Regions from separate parts of the Homo sapiens genome. Here region 1 is linked to region 2. Evidence: chromatin loops called from intact Hi-C (ENCODE). Cell type or tissue: CD14-positive monocyte. All regions are shown on one strand. Each heading gives the region's core, and the rest is flanking DNA. Links, peaks and the distances in the headings are about the cores only.

Region 1 (4,407 bases), core at 81-4,080, 79 kb before region 2:
GCCTATTACAAATACACATGTCTTAGTAGATAGTCGAGCTGAGGTAAGGCTGACATTTTTAAGTGCAAATTGTTAAGTCTGAGAAGCACAGGTGATGAACACAAGGATATCTCACCACTTCTATTAGGTGGCCTAAAGGAGTGTCCTCAGTTCAGCATCTCACAACAATCAATATATTGGTTTAGGCTTAAAACATTCTTTAACTTATTCCTGATTTTCTTTTGTTTGGGAGAACCAGGGAGCTGGAACCTCACCTAATTGCAACTTTTAAGGTCATTATCTATTCTTGAAAACGTATTCATACTGTTTATATTTCATTTTCAACCATCTTGATCCCTGGAAATACACTGTTTGGTCCCTAGGTTCACCTATCACCTTTAGGTCATGACCACAGGTCTACAGATTTAACCTCCATGCCATGGATTGGCCTTGGACCTAGAGTTCTCTTAGATCTGGTATACCACAGCTTCCTGGAACTTCTCCTGGTGCTTTGCTTCTACCCACATGGGTAGGTGCTTTGCTTCTACCCAATCTCTGCCTCAAGAGTCCAGGTAGCATAGGGGTTAAGAGTGTGCAATTGGGTGCCAAATGGTTGACTTCTAATCTTGGCTTGGCTGTTTAGTAACAGTGATTGTGTAAGTGATTTGACCTCTCTAACTCTCAGTGACTCATCTATAATGCGGGAATAAAAATACTTCCTTCCTCAGAGATTGTTGTGAAGATTAATTAGATAACGCATGAAAAATCCTAGTACATTCTCTAGCATATCATAAGTGTTCAGTAAACAAAAGCTGTAACTTTATGTATTATTTCAATTTCTATTTTCCTCCTACCTTCTTTGGTGCTTTTGTTGGGCTGACAACAGAGCCTGCTGAACCTCCATCAGTTCCCACACTTTCCCTTCTTGTCAGCAGGATGCAGTAGAAAGAGCATGGACCTGGAAATGTGATAGACCTAGTTCAGAACTGTGCTTACACAACTTTTGTGAACTCATGGCCTTGTATTGTATAATATTTAATGTCCTGAAGCCTTAGTTTCCTCACCTATAAAGTGGAGATAATAAAACAAACTTATAGAGGTTGTTGAAAATTAATAGATATCCTCACCCTTCCCACTCCAGTGAGCAAGGTGCCTTGCCCATAGTCAATTGTTATTGAAAACAAGCACCCCACTTTTTCCTCGTATCTAAATTTCTTTCAGATTCCACCCAGGTCATCCAAATTCTGATCTGGGATCAACACTGCTCTCCTCCTATTCCTACCTTACCAGAAAGGCCATATCTTTAGGCCTTATGCAAGGATACACTAGTAGAATGGTGAAAACCTGGATTTGATTCCTACTTTTCCCCATGTTTGTGCTCAGTAACTTCAGGTAAGTTTTTAAATTTCTGACATTTAATTTTCTTCTTCTTAAAATAGAGAGAATGAAACTCATTTCAAAAGGTTGTTGTGGAGATCAACTTAAATTTGCTTACGTAGTAAATTTTGAACACCTGCTATGTGCCAGCCATAGTGCAAGGTACTGGGATTTCAATAGTGAGCCACCTAGAGAGTGCAAGTGTATGGTGCTTAGCACAGTGCCTGGTGTACAGGAAGCATGAACATGTAATGTATGTCATCATCATCATCATCATCTCCACATCATGCTACATAAGCACAGAATAATTCAATAAATTAATTACAAATAAAATAAATACATTTTCTATAAAATATATTTATATAAAATGTAAATAAAATAATTACATTTTAAATTCTCTAATCCAAATCAAAATAAATAAATCTTTGAATTATTATAGGAATTCTTGGGAGATATGTCTTCTCACAGAGGTTTCCGTGATCCCCATGAGCATCTAGCTACAGTTAAAAGCCACAGTAATGTAAAAATGTATTCAAATGATGCCAACATACAACTGAGGTTGTAAACCACTGGTGTAGAGTCTACTGTAGTGTAGTTAGTACCTGACTGAAGGAGATGAGTAGGCCAGGTTGTCCTAAAGAACTAATAATATTTTCAAAATTAAGTGATTGAACAGTGGAATGGATAAATTGTGGTATATTCATATAATGGAATACTACACAGCAATGAAAGAGATCTTGTTAAATGTAACAAAGAGGAAATCTCACAAATATTATATTGGCCAAAAGATGCCAGATGGCAAAAAGAGTACATACTGTATGATTCAATGTATATGATGACAAAGACAGACAAAACTAATCCATGATGACAGAAGTCAGCATAGTGGTTCCCTCCAGTGGTGGGTATTGATTGAGCAGGTTATGAAGGAAGCTTTATAGTTAGATAGACAGATAGATAAACAGCTTTGTTTAATTCATACACACATACACATGTGTGTGCACATGCACGGAAATTTACCAAGGTGTTTATTGAAGATACGTGTACATTATCAAATGTAACATTTACATCAATAAAATATAAATTAAAAATTAGGTAATAAATATCTGCATTAGTCTGTTTTCATACTTCTGTAAAGATACTACCTGAAACTGGGTAGTTTATAAAGGAAATAGGTTTAATTGACTCAGTTCCACATGGCTGGGAAGGCCTCAGGAAACTTACAATCATGGTGGAAGGTGAAGGGGAAGTAAGGACCTTTTTCACATGGCAGCAGGAGAGAAGAGCCAGCCAGAGCAGGGAAAACTGCCTTATAAAACCATCAGATCTCATGAGAACTCACTCACTATCATGCGAACAGCATGGGGGAAACTGCTCCCATTATCCAATCACCTCCCACCAGGCCCCTCCTTTGACATGTGGGGATTACGGGGATTATAATTCAGTATGAGATTTGGGTGGGATACAGCCAAACCATATTGGTATCTGTATAGACCTCTCACTCTCTCTGATATATAGTGTGTGTGCATATATATAAATATACATATATATTGTGTGTATATATACATATATAGTGTGTGTATATGTATGTGTATATATACATGTGTGTATATGTATGTGTATATATACATACTATATATGTATATTGTATATATGAATGTATATTGTATATATATAGAAATATGAATAATAATATATACATATTTCTCTCTCTCTCTCTTTCTTATTTGCCTTTCAGTTCTTGCTTGGTTGATGCTGGCATCATTAAATTTTTATCATTAAATTTTGTTTGTGTTTTCCAAGTGTTTTTACTCTTCTCTGCCTTTCTCAGGCTTCCCAGCAGCACTTAGTGAGGAGGAGGCTGATCAATGGGTGGTGGGGAAAGTAGCTGAGCAAACATAAAGGTAGACTTGAACTTAAACTGCACTGTCAATCGTCAGTCATTCTTAAAGTGGGTCATCTGTATATAGATGATCACTTGTTATAAGGGGATGTTAACAATTTTTTCCCTTGGAGTTGGCAGTGGAGCACTGGGGTGTCTCACACTGGCCCAGAAGAACATAGAATAATGGTAGTGACAAGATGCAGGTTTTTAGTTCTCCAAGTTATTATCTGAGTATGTGATAATGGCCTTGGGTGTGTTGGGATAGGATAGAGGTAAGAATAGGGAGGAAAAATACGGGCTGAGAACACTTTCCTACATACAGATTTTGGCATCTGCCATCCTTTTCTTTAGATTTGGTTGATACCAGAGAGGGTAAGAGATGGTGCTGGCCCAATTTCCTGTCTCTTTATGACTTGGCAGTGGAGAGTGGCCATGCTGGTGCCTGTGTAGAGTATGGCTTGCTCCCAGAAGTTTGAAAAAGAAAGTAATCGATAATCAGACACTCACTATGTTATATGTGACTATGTGCTCTGAAAATTCACTTCCCAGCTGGGCCTGCAGCCATGGAGAGGAGAAGAGTGGAGGCAATCACCAAGGTCTATAATGGATTTTTTTTTTTTTTAAGAGCAGATGAGAAGGAGAAAGAGAGAAATAGGGCTAGAACAAAAGAGAAAATAGAAACTGAGTGGTGCTGGGAAGGTAGAAAAGACAGAAACCAATTACTAAAGAATAGCTGCTTGACAACCTCCAAATCATAATTAGGAGAGACTTCCTGGCCTCACATTTTCCACATAAACACTCAGGCACTGGGCAAAGTTAATGGGTCCCTGACTGCTGCACAAGAGAGAGCCTCTGTCCAAACCCAGCAGTGATTGACGTCACAGACGGAGTGTCTCAGAGTAATGTGCTCCGCTCCCCTCATTTATATGTTTGACCCTAACCTTTCCCAGATGTGCAACTGTTCTTCCTTCCAAAAAGGGGCTTTCAACACTGGGCATTGTGTGCTCTCTGAATCCAGCCCTGCAGCAAAAACAAAAGTCCAAGTTCCTGAGTTTTGGAACTGGACTTGTGAGTTGGAGTATCTCTGGACTGTTTGGTGTCCCCTCTGGAAGCTCGTATAATGGGGTTTCTGTGCTTATGTGCTTGTGATCTCATGCCTCGAGCTGCTC
Region 2 (4,407 bases), core at 71-4,070:
AGAACCAAACTCTGGAATTTTAAACACGGATGACCTTGCCTCACATAATGCTGAGGGTCATATGAAAGCCCACTTTGGCCAAAGCATCTTCCCAAAAATCCACCCAAGAACACCCTCCTTCCTTCCCTTCACCCATGGTCCCCATACTCCTCAGTTTGCTTCTCCAGCCCCTGTGTTTACTCTGGTTTCTGTCTCTGTGCCTGACCCTTCTCAGGTCTAGAGACTGGCTGTGGCGCCCATATCTGATCTTTGTTTCCACCTTTATTCTCTGCTGTTTCTGTCTACTTGACCTGAGTGTCATGTACGACTTCAAGTAAAGAACTCCCACAAGGTGGCTTCCTCTCTAAGAAACTCTCAGCCTAGGCAGGTCCCCAGTTTTCCATTAGGGAGGGAGACTTTGGATAAGTAAAGAAGGATGGGATTGAGGTGTCTGGGTTCCAGGTACAGCAGTTACCAAATGCGTAATCTCAGATAATGGATTTTACCTATATTTTGCCTACTTTCCCATCTGTAAAAATGGAGGTAGTACCTACCTCAGGTGCTTGTGAAAATCAAACTTGAATCAATGTATGTATAAGCGCTTCAGAGGAAGATAACATTAAAAAAATAGCAGTTCTTTCCTCTCTCACCTCTCCCTCATGTGGCCTCAGTTTCCTCCCAGGCCCGAGTGTCAATGTGATATTCTTCTTAAGGCAGAAGGATTAGGAAGGCCCCTTCCTAAGGACATTCCAGGCTTACCTATCTTTGATGCTTTTTCCTGGTCTTCAAAGATTATTTCCTGTTCACTCTCTCAATTCATCTCAGGAACACTGAAGTATCCCCCAGTCTGATGCATGCCAATTATTTTGCAGCTAACTCATTGACAGTTGAACATGACATCAATCCGGGTATTGATAATAATAATACCAAAAGAATCAAGGTCAGCAAGAAAGGACTCATGATGTGTTACATCATTTCCAACAGTCTCAAGTAGGACTGTTCTGGCTATCTTATTTTTTACTTTTACCTTAAGGATTTTATACTGCCTTTGTGTGTGCCTAATTTTTGCCTTAGTCATCTGGGTCTAAGTGGTTCCTTATTGCCTGAGCCTGACCCTGATGCTCTCTTGAGGAGGAATTTGTAATCTTTTGTTGACACACTAGCAGTGTGGGTGCATCAAGAAAGAGAAGCAATTTGAGGGGTTGTTAAAAAAGCCAAGAGTGCATTCCAAGACATGGAATCAAAAGAGTATGTCAGAAGGAGCCCAGGTTTTCAACAATTTGGCTTTTATCCTCTACCTTCCAGAACTATGACTAAATAAATATCCTTGTCCTTGATCTTTAAAGGCAAATGGGACATTTACCCCATTATGTATTAGTCTATGTCCATCTCCATCTCCTTCTCCATCTTGTCTCTGTCTCTGTCTCTGCCTTTATCTCTGTCACTAATCAATGTAGAGAGGTGTACCAATGTCTTTTGGGAAGTTTCTGCACCTGTATGGCCATTGTATGTCATGCTATGTATGTGAGTGGACAGGTCGGCCTCTATATTTTTTTCTACAATTAAGTGCAGATGCAAGCACCAGTGAGCTCCTTATAATACAGGTTTTTGTGTTTGGGACATAAGCACTGATTTCTGGATCTTGGAGTTGAATGCCATCATTGACAGGAAGGAGCGAGGTCAGTTGCTCTTCAGTCCAAGAGGTAGAAGGACCCCCAAGCCATTACATTCCCAGGCAGACAAATGAAACTGTTACAGAGGCTGCTTCTCAGGCTCCCAGTCTTTCCATCCAGACTTTATTTCATGGCAGATGAGCATGCTCTAAAATGTGAAGAAGATGAGAAAGTCTATTGAGGATCAGCCTTGAAAAGATCTTGTCCTTCTACCATATTCAGCAATCGGTGAAGCATAGAAGACAGGGTACACATGCTCTCCCTGGAGGAAGTACAACCTAGCACTGAGGCCAGTGTCTGTAGAGCCAGGCTGCCTACTTCCTCATTCTGCCCTGAACCTCTTATTTCCTAGCCGGGTGACTTTGAGCAAATTATTTATCTCCTTAGACTCCGTTTTCCTCAGTTAGTAATATTGCTGATTTCACAGTGAAGTCTAATGCTTAAAGGACTTAGAACAGTGGCTATTTACAGGTAGAGCTCAGGGAAGAGTTATCTATTATTCTATGTCCTAAAATCTAATGAAGGGCTTACATTCTTTGCTCTCCTTCCTCAATCTCACATCTATCCTGCAAAATGTCTGAGAAGTTATTTTCCCCGATTTTCAAGCATAGAAACTGAGGCCTGAGGAAACAAGGGGAAATGGTCTGGGTAAGAATGAAGCTGTCTAAATACAGAAACCAAAGCTCATGTTTTTCTCCTATAAACGATTCTACAACATTACTTGCTCTTTAGGATGGGAAGAAAGGCATAATTTTAACCCAAATTCCCCCACAATAGTTTGGGGTTTCTTTGCTAATACTCCTTTTATTGTTCCTCCTCTACCTCCAAAGAGGTCTTCAACTTTTCCTTGAGTGGAGGAAAAATAATGTCTGCATCATACATATACAGCAAAAAGCCTGTCTCTCATCCACCCCCCAACCCCTGGTTATATACAACAAAATATCATGAATGCAAGGTGTCTTAAGGCAGGGATTTTAAAAATTGCTATATCCTCCACTAGAAATGTGTTGAATAAATGGATGGTTGATGATTCATTTCTTTTGGTCTCCTTTTATCAGGATCTCATTAGGTGTCTGGTACTTCACTCTCTCAAGAAACACTTATTAAAAACCGAGTATGGTCCAGCCACGATAGCAGATGCCAGGAGTGCAAAGACAGAGACAGAATTGATGCTTTCAAGAGCCCAGAATCCAGTAAGGAAAGTGGGAAATGTAGAGAGATTCGGGGACACAAGGGGTGTTCAACTTTTGACATTACAACAGAGTGAAGGAATTGATCTGAAAATCCCAGCTTGCATTATGTTTGTAGTGTAAATCTAATGGAAATCGTCACATTAGAAAACTTAGCAAAACAATAGACGCTGAACCCTAAGAAACATAAAAAATATGTAGAGAAAGGAAACAATGCTATGCCATTTTTCTGCAGGTAAGAAGTGTTTCAACCAGATCGTTGTTGTTGTAGTTGTTGTTGTTGGTTTGAAGGAACTATTTCCCGGAAATGTTTACATATGTCCTTTGCAGGCTTCTCTTTGCCACTATATATGGTCCAACTCATTGGAGATCCTAATCAGCCCAAGGACCCAGAAATAAGAGCAACCCTACAGCTAACCACTCTATGTACCGTACCTCATAAGGATATAACTGAGCCTCTTCTGGCTATATCCACTAGGCCTGTTTTTGGCTTAACTGAGCTAACTGGCCATAGGCTTGATTGAACTTGAGAAATGAGATTTTGGAAAGAAAATGTGACCTTTATCAAGGATTCTTATTAAGTATCTACCTGTATGTGGGTGCTGCCAGATCAGCGAAGAGTGTGTCATTCTGCCTGCCTTCTGATGGCTCTTAATCTAGATGTTCCATGTATATAGATAAAGGATGGTAAAGGGGCTTGACCCTTTGGCAGTTGCATTCATGGCCTTCCAGAAGGAATCCAGGGGCCTGCGCTTTGGCTTATCTAAGCATCAGGATCTCATTAAGCCTCCATGTGTGAGTGAGACCAGATCTCTTGACCCGGATACTTTCAAGTTGTGTCAAAGAACATACATACTTGCCTATCATTGAAATATCAGCATCACAGGACACCCAGAAACACCACGCAAAGGGAACAGAAGAATTTGAAGAAACAAACTCTATCCATCCAGAAACTGGTCCATCATTGGCATCTAGAGAGAGGTAGAAAAGAAAATGATGTGGAGACCAAAGAGCTTGCATTCTGCCTGAGTCTAGAACAGACACCACCAATTGCTCCACAGCTAGCAGATCATAATCCTTTGCACACAACATGGTTATCATCCAGATGGAAATCCCAACATTGTAACATATGCCTGGGGTGATAAAACACATTGCTGGAGCAAACCTGTTTCTGAGAGAAGTTTCTCCAGGGAAAGTTGGACTCCTTTCTCTCCACACTGCCACACAACCTAGGTACGATGTAGCCAGGTGACCAACCCTATGCACACATTCTAGTCTCTTTTTCAGACCTATCCAGGTTAAGTGACTTGCATGAGACCACCCAGGAAACAGGTGATTCACTGGTGCTTATCCTTGCCAGAGTTTTATTTCCAGCCACATCTTCTCTACTCATTGTTTCTTCTCAGTCTAAATGAATCTCTTCTTTCTCTCCAATATAGACTTTTTACTCAAGCCAGGCCAGTTTACTCAGGCACCTTATCTAGAGTACTTTTTCATTTCTCCCTTGTCCACTTCATGCTTTTATAATTTGGCACAGAGGTCACCTGCATTAGCAAATATTTTCT

The links. A loop is a pair of places that touch in the nucleus more often than their neighbours do. Peaks named below come from ENCODE experiments on the same cell type or tissue, not always from the same donor. Only the 100,000 strongest peaks of a DNase experiment are listed, where the experiment ranks them.
Region 1: a loop joins it to region 2, with 2.0 times the contacts of the local background. A loop is called at or near these places in 1 of 110 quality-filtered maps.

What each region holds. Positions count from the first base shown.
Region 1 is chr17:55,583,587-55,587,993 of GRCh38, forward strand. It overlaps LOC102724732 (a long non-coding RNA gene), which reads right to left. Exons shown (of 3, transcript XR_429997.4): 2 at 834-937. Among named protein-coding and RNA genes, the nearest start is that of SMIM36, 74 kb to the left of the region's middle. In CD14-positive monocyte, for the core only: a CTCF peak has its summit at 2,282 (motif pointing left); a DNase peak (open chromatin) is centred at 645; H3K4me3 peaks cover 1,352 bases; H3K27ac peaks cover 1,325 bases.
Region 2 is chr17:55,662,514-55,666,920 of GRCh38, forward strand. No RefSeq gene overlaps it. Among named protein-coding and RNA genes, the nearest start is that of TMEM100, 58 kb to the right of the region's middle. In CD14-positive monocyte, for the core only: no CTCF peak of the experiment used is centred there; a DNase peak (open chromatin) is centred at 1,948; H3K4me3 peaks cover 1,451 bases; H3K27ac peaks cover 2,247 bases.